Linked DNA regions of Homo sapiens: region 1 is linked to region 2. Evidence: chromatin loops called from intact Hi-C (ENCODE). Cell type or tissue: heart left ventricle. All regions are shown on one strand. Each heading gives the region's core, and the rest is flanking DNA. Links, peaks and the distances in the headings are about the cores only.

Region 1 (8,242 bases), core at 2,584-6,583, 1.2 Mb before region 2:
TTTTGGTTTCCGTGGTTTTGATGAGAAATCCATTGTCATTTGAATGATTTTCCCCCAATTGGTAAGGTGTCATTTCTCCCTCACTGCTTTCAAGAACTTTTATTTGTCTTCAATTTACAGAAGTTTGACTATGATGTGTGTTGGCATGGAATTCTTTGGGTTTAACCTGTTTGACACACATTTGGCTTCTTGAATCTGTGGTTTTATGCCTTCACCCATTCTTTCTTTGAATACTTTTTCAGCCCTATCATCCTTCTCCTCTCCTTCTGAAACTCCAATTACATGAATGTTGGATCTTTTGTTATAATGTCATAAGTCCCCAAGACTGTTAACTTTTTTCAGTCTATTTTTCTCTGTTGTTTAGATAGGATAATTTTATTGTTCTATCTTTAAGTTCACTTTTCATATTTTTCTGTCTTTTCCATTCTACTGCTGAGTTCATGTATTGATTTTCTATTTCATTTTTTTTTTTGGTTCTAAAATTTTCATTTGGGGTTGGGCACAGTGTCTCATACCTGTAATCCCAGCACTTTGGGAGGCCAAGGCAGGTGGATCACCTGAGGTCAGGAGTTCAAGACCAGCCTGGCCAACATAGTGAAACCCCATCTCTACCAAAAATATAAAAAATTAGCTGGGTGTGGTGGCACACACCTGTAATCCCAGCTACTTGGGAGGCTGAGGCAAGAGACTTGCTTGAACCTGAGAAGGGGAGGTTGCAGTGAGCCAAGATCATGCCACTGCACTCCAGCCTGGGTGACAGAGCAAGACTCTGTCTCAAAAAAAAAAAAATTTCATTTGGTTCTTATTTATAGCTTATATTTCTTTGCTGAAGCTTTCTCTTCCTTTGCAAAGATTTTTGATTTTTTCATTTATTTCAAGAGTATTCATATTTCTTCTTAAAGCATTTTTATGATTTCAGCTTTAAAATCCTCGTCAGATAACTTTAACATCTATGTCATCTTGATGTTGGCATCTGTTGAAAGAAAAACTTCAGCTGAATTAAATTTAAAGGAGTTTAATTCAGCAATGAATGATTTGTGAATCAGGCAGCCCCCAGAATCACAGCAGATTCAAAAAGAGTCCAGAGGTGCCTCGTGGTCAGAACAAATTTATAGACAAAAAAAGTAAAAAGACGTATAGAAATCAGAAGTGAGGTACAGAAACAGGTGGATTGGTTACAGTTTGGTATTTGCCTTATTTGAACATAGTTTGAACACTCAGCAGTGTATGAGTGGTTGAAGTATGGCTGTTGGGATTGGCCAAGAGTCAGCGATTGTTACAGGTGCATACTCCTAAGTTAGGTTTTCAATCTTGCCTTACCTATTAAGTTAGGTTGCAGTTCATCCACAAGGACTCAAATATAGAAGTATGGAGTCCTTCTCAGGCCATATTTAGTTTGCTTTAATACATTCATCTAATCATTGTCTTTTCTTGTTCAAGTTCAGATTTTCCTGATTCTTGGTATAACAAGTGATTTTCAGTTGAATCTTGAGTATTTTCAGTATTATATCATGAGATAGATACTGGATCTTACTTAAACAGTCTATTTTACTTATTAGTCTTCCTCTGACACTGCTCTAGTAGGACAAGGGAAGCATATCTTGTTGCTGACAGGTGGTGATGAAAGTCTAAGTTCCCCAGTTGGCCTTCATGGATACCCAGCAGCAGGTGGGTTCTGCCTCATTAGTACCAGACAGAAGTTTGAGTTCAGGATCCTTACAAAGCTTCTGCTTCATGAATATCAATGTGGAGTCATGTCATCCCTCATGTGTTGAGGTCCCCAGCCTGCCTGCCTTTTGCTGTTTGCTTCTTACATTTATTTTATACATAATGTCCAGGAATTTTAGCTATACTTAAAGAATAGGAAAAGGTGTGTTTACTCCATCTTTGCAAATGTGAAAAATCTTAGATAATATTTTGATCCCAATGCTAGTGAAAACATAATCTATCAGGATTTGTGAGATGCAGCTAAAGCAGTACTTAATGAGAAATGTATACTTCTAAAAGCTTAGAAAAGAAAAATGATCTACAATTGATTATCTAAACCTCCACCTTAGGAAGCTAGGAAAAGAGGAAAGGAGATAATACAGATAAGAGCACAATAAATGAACCAGAGAACAAAAGAATAGAAAAAAAGTCAATGAAACCAGCAGCTCATTCTTTGACAACATCAACAAAATTGGTAAAACATCAAGCTAGATTGATCAAGAAAAGGAGAAGATGTAAATTACAAAATCAGTCAGTTCTCATATACTCTGTTTTGAAATGTAAACCTTTCTAATGCAATCGATATACTTTGAGCATAGTATACTTTCACATATATTTATACACAGCTTTGTACACAACAAACGCTAGGTAAGTGCAGAAAACTATACCCAGCTGAACCAAGCCACGTAGGAATACACAAAGTGCACACATGTACACACCTCAGACATCTACCAGCTACCCCATTTCACTGCCTGTGTGGCGAGCCATGCCCAACCACATCTAGCGCTGGAAATTCCAGCCGACTTCAGATGACCCTCCCTTCCACCACTTCACAGTAACTCATAAGCTGCAACAATCCTGATGTCTAACTCCACAAACAAATTTCAGGTTTTTTTTTTTCCTTTTTTTTTTAAATCTTTTAAAAAAAATTTTATTATTATACTTTAAGTTTTAGGGTACATGTGCCCATTGTGCAGGTTAGTTACATATGTATACATGTGCCACGCTGGTGCGCTGCACCCACTAACTCGTCATCTAGCATTAGGTGTATCTCCCAATGCTATCCCTCCCCCATCCCCCCACCCCACAACAGTCCCCAGAGTGTGATGTTCCCCTTCCTGTGTCCATGTGATCTCATTGTTCAATTCCCACCTATGAGTGAGAATATGCGGTGTTTGGTTTTTTGTTCTTGCAATAGTTTACTGAAAATGATGATTTCCAATTTCATCCATGTCCCTACAAAGGACATGAACTCATCATTTTTTATGGCTGCATAGTATTCCATGGTGTATATGTGCCACATTTTCTTAATCCAGTCTATCATTGTTGGACATTTGGGTTGGTTCCAAGTCTTTGCTATTGTGAATAGTGCTGCAATAAACATACGTGTGCATGTGTCTTTATAGCAGCATGATTTATAGTCCTTTGGGTATTTTTCAAGGTAAAGAGCTGTATTTGTTGTAGTATTTATATATTTCTTAATCACTTCCCATATATAAAACTGTGCTATTTTTAATAGGTATCTATCTTTTTTTTTGTACACGTCACTGACAAAGTTTTTGAATATATGACCTCTAACCTAATTTTCCTCATGGGTCTTACGGTTCATAATGTGCAGTTTTCCATAGCACAGTGGTTTTCAGGAATGCATAGGTGGCATTATAGCAGAACTGACTGCACTTTGCCAGGTGGTGAAATTTAGTTTCCCAACCAGACATCGTATGCCTCTTGATATGTTGTAATGTGAACTATACAGCATCACCTATGAAGAGTGATTACCAAAAATCTTAACCTGAATCTAACCACGCCTTTAGATGTAATCTTCAAGGTAAAGAAAAACAGTGGAGAGAGATAAGTTAGATGACACCAAGAGGAAATTATTAGATAAATGCAAAATGCTGTATAGTTAGCTAGACCACTGGCTTGCTCTGATTAAATCCTATTCTGAAGAAACCAACTATAAAACACATTTTTTATATGACTAGGACAATGGATTAGACACCAGGATGTTACATGATATGGAATTTTTGTTAACTTTAAGGGTAATAATGTTACTGATGTTGTCACAAAATGTCCTTATTTTTTGGAAATTAAAGTATATATATATATATATGGCATTTTATAATGCTGTACACACAAACACATGCATGTATATGCAAATACAACACACAAGAATATATTAAACCAAATATGGAAATACATATGAAAATGTAAGAAAGTAAATATGCAAAATGCTATGGGTATTCATTGTACTGATATTTTTACTTTTTGTGTGTTTGACATTTTTATATTTTGATATTTTCATAATTTAAAAAATTGACATGTTAGAGGAATTAAAATATTTTTACCTCCTCTTTTTTAGAGAAACTTCATGACCTTAGGGGGCCCCCTAGGTCTATCCAGCTTGCACCACTCTCTCGTTGCTGTTGTGTTTTCAGTTATAAAAAGCACTCTTAGCTCCAACAGCCTGTGCCCATCTTTGGGATTCCTTGCATTCCTCTAGGATATAAGACTTCCATTGTATTCCCTTATCTGGCCCCACAAGGGAAGTTGAGCACAAATATTTCTAACTTGAATTTTTTTTCTTTGAGTAAAGGAACAATCAGATTATAGAAAAATCTGAAAAAGTAAATGGAGTTGTGCTTAGTAGTCACTGAGAGAACAGATGGTATTCTAGAGGTTTGGGACTTGGGGAAAGAGTGTCAAAGATGTTAGCATGGATGAACAGCCCAGGGAGAAGGCAAAGCCCAAAGAATGATTTTCTAAAATGTGTGTGCCCAGGTCCTGCTTTCATGCCAGATTGGGCACAGTCTCTCTCTCCCAACTCCTTGACAGCTTGTAGCTGCTGAATCTGAGCCAAGACTAAAGGAAATAGATAACTGAGCATTCCAGAAACAGGGGGACAGCTCGTGTGCACACTGTTGTGGTGATAGCAGAGAAATCTCAGAGATGAAGGGTGGGGGAGAGAGGGATCCAGGAGAAGAGTTAGGGGCATTTAGGAGTGATTATAGGACTTTTTTGCATTTTTTTCTCCTTGAATTTTTCACTGGAGGAGGTGATTAACTGTTGTGCATCCAGAAATAGTTTAAGCTAAACATAGCAAAGCTGGCAGGGTTTGGGATAAAATAGAACTTGGGTGTAGGAATGTTGCCTCTTGGCTGTAGTCCTTCCCTTGAGTAAAGCAATGTCAATGTCATGAACTCAAACCAAGGTCAACCTTGAGAATCAAGTGCAAGATCTCATCTCTTTCCTTCAGGAGGAAAAGTTTGTTCTCATGGGGATGCAACCTATCTAAAGTCAGAGGAGTCTTTTAAAAAATACCTTTCAACTTTTTAGAGATGAAAGAGACTATTTTTAAGAAGATTCCATTCAAATTCTTGATTTTATGTATGAGGACTATAGAAGTGAGTTATCTGAGCTCACAGAGCTAGTTGATGGTAGAGGTAAGACTCTCAGTTCAGCGCTCTTCCCAATATAGCATGTGGTTTCTCAAAATTGAAACCTTGTAAAATGTTGGTTAGATTCTTGGGGGCAGGGACAGAAGACCAAAGCTGGAGAGGAGACACAGTCAGCAAAATAATCAAGACCTTTAGTTAGAGGCAGGTATTGGGCTGTCTGCCCTCTGGGTAGTATGATCTCAAGGGATGCTCAGAGATGATTCCAGTGTACATCTGGGCTTTGAATGTGTGGGTGCCTGTTTGGATGGAGGTGGAAAGCCAGTATTTCCTGGCTGTAGGCATTATGAAATTAGGCCAGGAAACATAAGGAAAATAGGAAATCTGGCTGGGCAGTCACCACTCTGGACCTACAGTGGGTACAAGAAAAGAAATCTCTTCCTACCCCCAGCCTTACCCCATCCACCCTGTAAGGGATTCCATGTGACTTTTTCTCTTCCTTCTTCTTCTTCTTCTTTTTTTTTGCTTTTAGTAGAAACTCCCTGGAATTTTGTATTTAATTATTTTAAAATTTAAAAAATATTAAAAACCTTTTATTTTAAAATAATTTCAGGCTTTCAGAAAGGTTGGAAAAATATTTGGAAGAATTCCCATATGTTTTTAACCCAGATTCCAACATGTTAACATTTTACAGAGATGATTTTTCATTCTCTTTCTCTGAATCATTTGAAAGTGCTCTGAAGATATAATGCTTCTTTATGCCTAAATTATTCTGTGTGTGTTTCTTGAAACAAGGGCGTTCTTTTATATAACTATAACACAATTATCAAAACCAGGAAATTAACATTCATACAGCTATTATTCAATCTACAGACCCATTCAAATTTCACCAGTTGTCATACTAATATGCCTTATAGCAAAAGAAAAATATATTTTTCTGGGTAGGATCCAATCTAGGATCATATGATGCATTTAGTTGTCATGTGTCTTCAGTCTCCCATAAGTTCCTCAGTCTTTTTCATGACCTAGACATTTTTGAAGATTATTGGCCAGTGAATTTGTCGCATGTCTCTCATTTTGGGTTTGTCCAATGCTTGCTGTATTAGTCAGAGTTCTCTTAGAGGGACAGAACTAATATTATATATTATATATATTGTATATATATAGAGGAGTTTATTAAGTATTAACTTACACAATCACAAGGTCCTACAGTAGGCTGCCTGCAAGCTGAGGAGGAAGGAAGCTAGCCCAAGTCCCAAAACTGAAGAACTTGGAGTCTGATATTTGAGGGCAGGAAGCATCAAGCCCAGGAGAAAGATGTAGGCTGGGAGGCTAGGCCCGTCTCTCCTTTTCATGTTTTTCTGCCTGCTTTATATTCGCTGGCAGCTGATTAGATGGTGCCCACCAAATTAAGGGTGGATCTGCCTTCCCCAGCCCACTGACTCAAATGTTAGTCTCTTTTGGCAGCACCCACACAGACACACCCAGGATTAATACCTTGTGTCCCTTAATTCAATCAAGTTGACACTCAGTAGTAACCATCACACTTGCCCATGATTGGTTCGGGTTATGCCCTTTTGGAATCAATACCACAGAAATAATGATGTTTTTCTCAGTGCATCATCACAGAAGGCAAATGTTATCTACTGACAATTATACGTTATGTCAACTTTGAACACTTTGTTAACGTATGGTCAGTGAGATTTCTACACTGTAAAGTTACTATTTTTTTTTCATTTGTAATTAATAAGAGTCTGGTGGGGAGATACATCCAGACAATCTAAAAATTCTGCTTCTTATCACTTAGTTTTAGCATCAGTTGGTGATTGTTGCCTAAAACGGTTATTTGTTTACATAACTACAGCACAATTATCCAAACTAGGAAATTAACATTTGTACAGCTATTATCCAATCTACATATCTATTCAAATTTTACCAATTGTCATGCTGATATGCCTTATAGCAAAAGAAATACATAGTTTTCTGCGTAGGATCCAAACAGTTTTTGTCAAATGGTGATTCTTTTCTTATTCCATCATTCCTGCATTCATTTACATCATTTCTTCTGTATCTATTATTAATAGTTGTCATCCTACTGCAAGGAACAGATTTCTGTTATTTCTCATTTACATATTTGCATAACTATAGACCCATGGATTTTTAATGTATTCCATGAGCTATAATCTGTACTATTGATATTTACTTTGGAGCCAAATTGTCCCAGGTTGAGTTCCTTCAAATGGCCCCTTATGCTTCCGACAAGTCCTTGCCTTCTTTGAGCACATCTTTGCCTTCCGCGTAGCAAGATGTTCCACGCTTATCTTGTACTTTTCCAGGTACACTTCTGGAATCAGCCAGTTCTTAAAGAACGCTAATTCCTTTTAGGGGAAAATGGTATTTAGAAACTAAGATCTGGGTGTTAGTTTTGCTTATTTGTACTGGAATATTCCAAATGACACTTTTTTTTTTGAGACAGGGTCTTGCTCTCTCACCCAGGCTGGAGTGCAGTGGCATGAACATGGCTCAGCTGTAGCCTCAACCTCCTGGACTCAAACAATCCTCTTGCCTCAGCCTCCCAAATAGCTCGTACTATAGACATGTGCCACCACACCTGGCTATTTTTTTTTTTTTGTATTTGTTGTAGAGACAGTGTTTTGTCATGTTGCCCAGGCTGATCTCTAGCTCCTGCACTCAAACGATCCGTCTGCCTTTGCCTCCCAAAGTGCTGGGATTACAAGCATGAGCCACCATGCCCAGCCCAAATGACACTTAGAAGCAGTGCTTTTATCACTTCACTTCTAGGAAACGTTCTTGGCCTTTTTGCTAGGTAAGACTCAGGGTCCACTTTTCCAACTCCAGGCCAGTCCCATGTGCAGCCTCCTGTTTTCCAGGAAGAAGTTTCTACCTGCTTATTCCTATCTTCATAGTAACATCTCTTCTCCTAGCGGCTACAAAGTTGCATGCAAGCTCCCTACAGCCCTCCTTTCCCACCTATTCCTTCAGCAACTATGCATTTCTAGCCAAAAACTAGGAAAGTACAACATGTGATCTCCCAAGCATGAATATACTTACGGGTAGAATGAAGCAAGGCTAGTGAAATGAAATCAGGGCATTTCTGGAAATTATATCCATCAACAAGT
Region 2 (8,242 bases), core at 2,677-6,676:
TACTCTTTAAGGCTTTTTTTTTTTTTTTTTTTTTTTTTTTTTTGCGGGGGAAAAGACTATTTATCTATGTTACTCTCCAGCTCAAAATCCATCCATGGCTCTTTGCTGGCGAGTTCACATTCTGAGACATGTAAGAGTCCCTCTGCAATTTGCCTCCAGCAAGCTTCCGGCACGATCTCCTGCAGGCTCAAGTACTCAGGCAGACATGATGTCTTCCGTGTCTCTCTGACTGCCCTGCCCTGCAGCAAGGGCAGCCGCACTAAACCCCAACATACCCTTTCCTCCAGGGCCTGTGCTCCTCTCCCGCCTAATCCTCACACCAACCTTAAGAATATCGCAAGGACAAAAAACCAAACACCGCATGTTCTCACTCATAGGTGGGAACTGAACAATGAGAACACATGGACACAGGAAGGGGAACATCACACACCGGGGACAGTTGTGGGGTGGGGCGAGGGGGGGAGGGATAGCATTAGGAGATATACCTAATGCTAAATGACGAGTTAATGGGTGCAGCACACCAACATGGCACATGTATAGATATGTAACTAACCTGCACGTTGTGCACATGTACCCTAAAACTTAAAGTATAATAATAATAAAATTTAAAAAAAAGTGGCAGAGCCAGCATTTGAAACCAGGCAGTCTCACTCCAGCTTCACTTTCCTCATCACTTCTCCATCCTAAAGCCTTCCCCGGCTACCCCATCCCAAAGCGCCTCTCCCACCCCTCACATCCTACATCACTTGTTTTATTGGTCTCATTCATCTAAGGGTAGCTGTTTCCACCCCTCCACCACCCATCCCGAGACATGTCATCTTTCCAAATAAACTATAAATCACCTGAAGGTCAGTAATAAATATTTTAATATCAATGGAGGGAATGACGTTTAAAACTGCCCACTACAGAACAGAATCAGAACATGTTACTCTGAACGGATCCATCTGCAGACTATAAGGTCGAATAGATCATGTTTACTGCTGTAATTGGAATATGAAGTTGTACTCTAATAATATCTGAAATTTGACATATACCCACTTGTACTCATTTTATAAGATGAAAGGTATTTATGAACAATTAAACATTAATTCTGATATCCAAAAAAGGCCATTTTTAAGGAGCATAACATAGCTTAACATGAAAAGTACATGAAATCTACAATAAAAATTCAATCTTAACGTGAAAGTTTTTCTTTTTTTTCTTGGCATCTCTATCTGGATTCTGCTAAAGATAAGTCATCAGCAAGTATCTGTTAAAGGCTGTTCTTTGTGTTTTTTTTCCTTAATCAGAATTTATGAAGTCAATTTTATTTAAATTAAAAATAAGAATTCTTCTTAAAACATGTAATATGAAACCAAGTCCTCAATTTTTTTTCCTTCCTCTTAATGTGTAACAGAGACTCTAAGAAAATAAAATCTAAGGTTAAGGAAATTTCCATCGATATGAAGAAAATATTTTCCAAAATTAAAATAACAAGTTCCTCCCTGGTTAACATAACTGATTTAAGTTGCAGATACATGGCTGCCCCTGAGATCACCTTCCTCCACAAGCTCTGTGAAAGGGCCAAATCCACATCCTTTTCAGCAATTTTTGAGTCCTCTATGGGACTACCTTTTTTATGAAATGCTGCACATACTACCAATGCTTCATAAATATTTCATGATACATTAACCAGTCCTGGAATTTCCTGCAAGATTGCACAAAATCTTTAAAATGGTGCACTGTAAGCTGTAAAATAATCAGATATAAAAGTAAGCTATATCAATCCCTTCATTAACAATTTTTTACAAGAATTTTAGAAAAAGTAGTGTTACTACATTTTAATCTCAGGAGGGAGATTTGCTATTTATATTACTTTACTAAAAGGCTTTTAGAATTACACTTTTTTTTTTATATCAGATACTATTTTCTCAGTTGGACCAGAGCCTTCATATTGTACTCTACAATCAAAAATGGCCCATTGTGGGAGTTGGGGGAACTAATTAAGTTGGTTAATGGATACAAAAATAAGTTGGATAGAAGAAATAAATTACAGTGTTTGATAATACAGTAGGGTGACTATAGTTATAATTTGCCATATATTTCAAAATAGCTAGAAGATTATTTGTAAGCTTCCCAATACAAATAAATGATCAATGTGTGAAGTGATAGATATGCTAATTACCCTAATTTGATTGTTACATGTTATATGAATATATCAAAATGTCACTTGTACCCCAGAAATATGTACAATCATTATGTATCAATTTTTTAAATGGTCCAGTGTGACTCGAAAATAGACCAGACTATAAATTTTAACACCTAGCAGTGTCTGATACCCAGTAAAATATGAATAAAATTTAATTGATTGACCTAAATTGTGCCTGAAGCTTAACATGTTCCCATATATTAAAATTAATCTCAATGTTTCTATTTCCTTATCTGTAAAATAAAAGAGCTAGAGACCACTAAGATCCCTTTCAGCTTTAAAAGTCTGATTAACGTTTTACTTTACAGCAACCCTGCCTTGCGCCACCCACTCCCCCACCTAACCACAGTTTCAAATTTAGTCATCTGGGAAAGAACAGCTCAATAGACTGAAAACATCGCCAGGGAAAAGAGAGGCTAAAATCAAGGAATCGAATTTCCAAACTAAGCAATGCTTCCCATGTTGAGGGACCCACAGTAAGATAATAATATATGGGAAAATACTTTTTGAATTTTCAAAATACTGTAAAGATGGAAGGTGGTTTAATATTATAAAATGCTGGGCCGGGCGTGGTAGCTCACACCTGTAGTCTGAGCACTTTGGGAGGCTGAGGTGGGTGGATCACAAGGTCAGGAGTTCAAGACCAGCCTGGCCAACATGGTGAAACCCCATCTCTACTAAAAATTCAAAAACTAGAAAAGAAGATGGCAACCGTGTGGGATGAGGCCAAGCAAGATGGAACTGGGGTGGAGGTGCTCAACATGTCCACGGAGGAGATCATCCAGCGCACATGGCTTCTGGACAGTGAGATCAAGATCATGAAGAGTTAACTGTTGAGAGTCACCCATGAGCTCCAAGCCATGAAGGACAAGATCAAAGAGAACAGTGAGAAAATCAATGTGAACAAAACCCTGGTGTACCTTGTCTCCAACATCATCGAGCTCCTGGATGTTGATCCCAATGATCAAGAGGAGGATGGTCCAAATATTGACCTGGACTCCCAGAGGAAGGACAAGTGTGCTGTGATCAAAACCTCTACACGACAGACATACTTCCTACCTGTGATTGGATTGGTGGATGTTGAAAAGCTAAAGCCAGGAGACCTGGTGGGTGTGAACAAAGACTCCTATCCAATCCTGGAGACACTGCCCAGAGTACGACTCGCGGGTGAAGGCCACAGAGGTGGATGAGAGACCCACGGAGCAATACAGTGACACTGGGGGCTTGGACAAGCAGATCCAGGAACTGGTGGAGGCCACTGTCTTGTCAATGAACCACAAGGAGAAGTTTGAGAACTTGCGGATCCAACATCCAAAAGGGGTGCTGGCCCCCAGGGACGGAGAAGACCCTCCTGGCCTGGGCCTGTAGGGCACAGACTAAGGCCACCTTCCTAAAGCTGACTGGCCCCCAGCTGGTGCAGATGTTCACTGGAGATGGTGCCAAGCTAGTCCGGGATGCCTTCGCCCTGGCCAAGGAGAAAGCGCCCTCCATCATCTTCACTGATGAGCTGGATGCCATAGGCACCAAGCACTTTGACAGCGAGAAGTCCGGGGACCGAGAGGTGCAGAGGACGATGCTGGAGCTTCTGAACCAGCTGGATGGCTTCCAGCCCAACACCCAAGTTAAGGTAATTGCAGTCACAAACCGGGTGGACATCCTGGACCCCGCCCTGCTACGCTAGGGCGGCCTGGACCGCAAGATCGAGTGCCTGGGCCAGAATCATGCAGATCCACTCCCAAAAGATGAACGTCAGTCCTGACGTGAACTGCGAGGGAGCTGACCCGCTGCACAGATGACTTCAACGGGGCCCAGTGCAAGGCTGTGTCTGTGGAGGCGGGTATGATCGCACTGCGCAGGGGTGCCACGGAGCTCACCCACGAGGACTACATGGAAGGCATCCTGGAGGTCCAGGCCAAGAAGAAAGCCAACCTACAGTACTACGCCTAGGGCACGGCAGGCCAGCCCCGGACTCGCGGCTGAAGTGCGCAATAAAAGATGGTTTAGAGGCAAAATAAAACAAAACAAAAAAAATACAAAAATTAGCCGGCCGTAGTGGCGGGCGCCTGTAATCCCAGCTGCTCGGGAGGCTGAGGCAGGAGAATCGCTTGAGCCCGGGAGGCGGAGGTTGCAATAAGCCAAGATCGCGCCATTGCACTCCAGCCTGGGCAACAGAGCGAGACTCCGTCTCAAAAAAAATAAAAAATAAAACTCTTCGGAGTAGCATTTTTTCAATAACAGGAAATGCTGGAGATAATCAGATGCAATTGGAAACATTATACTCTCATATACAAAATTAGAGTTACTCTATTCAAAGCACTCCCCCACCATGTAGCTTCTTAAGTCAAGATAATTAAGTGGTACATTAGTTTCAAAAAAAATTTAGATGCTGACCTTACTGTTTCTGCAAACCACAATACTCTGCTTTTTTGGTGCTGATTATGTTGAAAAGAGAATATTATGACATTCTATGGTAATAATTCCAATTGCAAGATTTTGATCTTCAAGGAAAGAAGTAGAGCATTGTTGTGGAGGCAAAGCCTTGAGCTTGACGCAGTAAAATATGTCTGATTTTTTTTTTAGCCCAGCAAAGCTCACTGAAAAGTTTTACAAGTGATTGGAATCTTTAAATTTAGACATTTGAAACACTTTTCACTTCGTAATCTGCCATCTACTCTGAAAGGCGTACCACTTTCCTGAGCTCTGCTGGACCCTAAACTCTAATTGCTCATTTTAGAAAACTAAAGATAAATCTATTTAAAAATAAAATAAAATCCAGAACTCCAAAGGTTTTGCTTTTCCATTCAGGCTGATTTGGTTTAACCCGCAGTGAGAATTGATCAGGAAACGTCTGCCATCTTGTGGCCAAATATAAGAACTTGCTCCAAGAGAGTCACCCATTGGTGGCTTTTCCTCAGCAGCTGTGGGCAGCTGCTCCTGCAGATGGACACCTTTTTATCCAGGCCTCTGAGCATCTCCAGAGCCCACTCGCCAACAAGTACAATGTCCTCAAAAGTTAAAGTTGAAAGGACATTAAAGAATTATTTGCTCAAGAAAAACTTCGGAAGAAGAGAATGTGAGAGAGAAGGGGGAATAAATGTGCCTCTCTCCCTCCCTGGCAGCCCTGAGGGTCTCCACAAATCTCCAGGATTAAAAAATGGGGGAACTGAAGCCCAGAGAGAACCAGTGACTCACTCAGGAACCCCGGTCTCCCCCTCCCACTCAAGGGCGCTGTCTCTGACTTCTTCATGCATGCTTGTCTTCCAGATTTCCCATTGCTTTTTCCCATGACCTCAGACTGGAAAAGCCAAATATAGACTTCCACAGCTTAGAAAACACCTATAAAATTCCTCGCTCCATCCCAACCGGTCACTGAGCAGATTTAATTGGGGTGGGAGGGATTTAATTGGGGTGGGAGAGATCAAGACTTCCAAATAATGAGACTCAAGATCAGTGTTGTCCAACAGAACTTTCCGCAGTGATGGAAACACTCCCTATCTGCATGTGCCGGTATGGGAGTGACTATACTCGAGTAGCTACTGAGCACTTGACATGTGGCTTGTGCAGCTGAGAAACTGAATTTTTAGTTTTATTTAACTTTCATTTATTTAAATGAAATTGCCACAGCTGGCTACCATACTGGACAGTACATCTCTAAATCTTACATTCCTAACCCAGTCCAGCATGTTATGACCTTGACAAACAAAAAACGCCATCCATTCATTCAAAAAGATATGTGTTAGCTGTTAATAAAGAAAACTGTGTTGCTATGATACAGTGCACACACAAAAATAGAAAATATCTGTTTTCCCAGCGTACATATAATTAATCGAGGATATAAAGCATGCTGATGCATAGAGGATGAGAACACGGAGCGGGGTTTTTCTTTGATGGGGAGCCACAGGGCTGGGTTAACAGGGAACTTGCAAGTGAAACCGGGCCTTACAAGTCCAGCAGGAGGAGGGAACATAGGTATTTTAGAGAAAGGGAAAGGATAAGGATCAGAAAAGGGACATCAGCAGGTCCACTCAGGGGATGCCAAGAAACCTGATCCAATTCAAGGTGTAGTTTCATGTAAGGGAATCATGGGAGAAAAAAAAACTAGGAAGGTAATTTAGGACCAGTTTCCAAACACAAAAATGAGAGAACCAGGGAGGTTGTAACCGGAATAAAAGGGAAGGGACCAATTAAAGAAAGATTACAATGGAGGAGGGACCCAGACTTTAGAAAAGAGTCAATGTGCCAGGCTCGGTGGCTCACGCCTGTAATCCCAACACTTTTGGAGGCCAAGGTAGGTGGATCATTTGAGGTCAGGAGTTTAAGACCAGCTGGCCAACATGGTGAAACCCCATCTCTACTAAAAATGCAAAAATTAGCCCAGCATGGTGGTGGGTACCTGTAATCCCAGCTACTTGGGAGGCTGGGGCAGGAGAATCGTTTGAACCCAGCAGGCGGAGGTTGCAGTGAGCAGAGATCGCGCCACTGCACGACAGAGTAAGACTCCATCTCAAAAAAATAAAAAAAATAAAAAAATAAGAAGAAGAAAAAGATTCAATGTTCTGTTTGAGGGAGAGTAAGAGATGATTCAAAATTTTCACCCAGGGTGAATGGAAGATTGCTGGCACCATGAATGGGGCAGATACCAGAATAATGTTTGAAGGTTGTTGAAGTTGAGATTAATGAGACAGATGGATCACCAAAGCACTTTGAGAAGATGAAAATGAAACTGGAATTCAGAAGACAGGAGAAACTATTGGCTGAAACCATAAAATGGAGGAGAAAATACAGGATGAGGAGAGAAGAAAAGGAGAAGAGACACAAGAACAGACTCTGCTTCCAATGGAAAGTGACTCCTTTGCAGGGACAGAATGAGAACAGAGTCAGAGAAGGAACACCCAAATGAGTCATAACCCTACTGCAGGGGCAGGAGGGAGACTTCTCACTATATATGCTCTGCACCTCTTAATGAGCATTCTGCCTTCCTACCTAGACTGCACGCTGTGCAAAGATGGAGACTATGTCTTATACATTCAATCCCAATGCCTAGAACAATGCAGGAGGACACAGGAGGGTAATGTAAAGCATCCCAGTAGAAAGAAGGCCTTAGTGGCTCATGCCTGTAATCCCAGCACTTTGGGAGGCCGAGGCAGGCGATCACCTGAGATCAGGAGTTCAAAACCAGCCTGGACAACATGGTTGAAACCCTGTCTCTACTAAAAATACAAAAATTAGCCAGGCATGGTGGCATGTGCCTGTAATCCCATCTACTCAGGAGGCTGAGGCAGGAGAATCACTTGAACCCTGAGGCATAGGTTGCAGTGAAGCGAGATGGCACCACTGCACTCCAGCCTGCGCAACAGAGCAAGACACTGCCTCCAAAAAGAAAAAAGAAAGGCGGCCTTAGAAAAAAAGGTTTTGCTTGGTAACATGTAGTCCTAGACTATACACTGCTCTGGCCCCACTTAACAAAGCTCAAAAGCAAGACCCACGTTTGTACATGATCTAGTTCAGTGAGTCCCAGTCCTAGCAAATGGCCAGAATCACCTTTAGACAGTTGACAGGGCCCACTCTGAGAGTATCAATTCAACGGCCTGAGCAACTGATAGTTTTCAAACTCCCTGTGTGATTCTAATCAGCAGCCAGAGTTGGGAACCATTTATTGATGCCAGAGATATAGAAGGTTGCTGATCCAGTTTTTAGAGTGCCCTTTAATTCTCCACACTACTGATACCATTTTTATATGCATGTGTCATATTTGCCCTTTTTTCAGATTTCAGGACACTAACATATTAAGCACAATCCATGTACCAGGACTCACATACATGATCTTAACTCTTACAATAGTCCTATGAGGTACGTATTGTTGGTACAGATGAGGCGACTATGACCTGGAGTTTAGTTACCAATCTAAGATCCCACAATTAATGACAGCCCAGGAAAGGTGACCTCAGAACCCTCTTGCCTGTTGCTCCTCTGCTGCCCACTCCCTGCCCCAGCCAAGCAGAAACCCAGCTGCCCTGGGAAGCAGATAGAAGGAGCCTCTAAGAGATCATGTGA

Evidence for each region. A loop is a pair of places that touch in the nucleus more often than their neighbours do. Peaks named below come from ENCODE experiments on the same cell type or tissue, not always from the same donor. Only the 100,000 strongest peaks of a DNase experiment are listed, where the experiment ranks them.
Region 1: it touches region 2 in a loop (5-fold over the local background); 44 of 110 quality-filtered maps call a loop at or near these places.

The regions. Positions count from the first base shown.
Region 1 is chr9:17,820,238-17,828,479 of GRCh38, forward strand. No RefSeq gene overlaps it. Among named protein-coding and RNA genes, the nearest start is that of SH3GL2, 250 kb to the left of the region's middle. In heart left ventricle, for the core only: a CTCF peak has its summit at 4,107; no DNase peak of the experiment used is centred there; H3K27ac peaks cover 2,081 bases.
Region 2 is chr9:19,024,000-19,032,241 of GRCh38, forward strand. The region is part of intron 1 of SAXO1 (stabilizer of axonemal microtubules 1); the gene reads right to left. It also overlaps the pseudogene PSMC3P1. Among named protein-coding and RNA genes, the nearest start is that of SAXO1, 5.1 kb to the right of the region's middle. In heart left ventricle, for the core only: a CTCF peak has its summit at 5,048 (motif pointing left); a DNase peak (open chromatin) is centred at 3,844; H3K27me3 peaks cover 487 bases.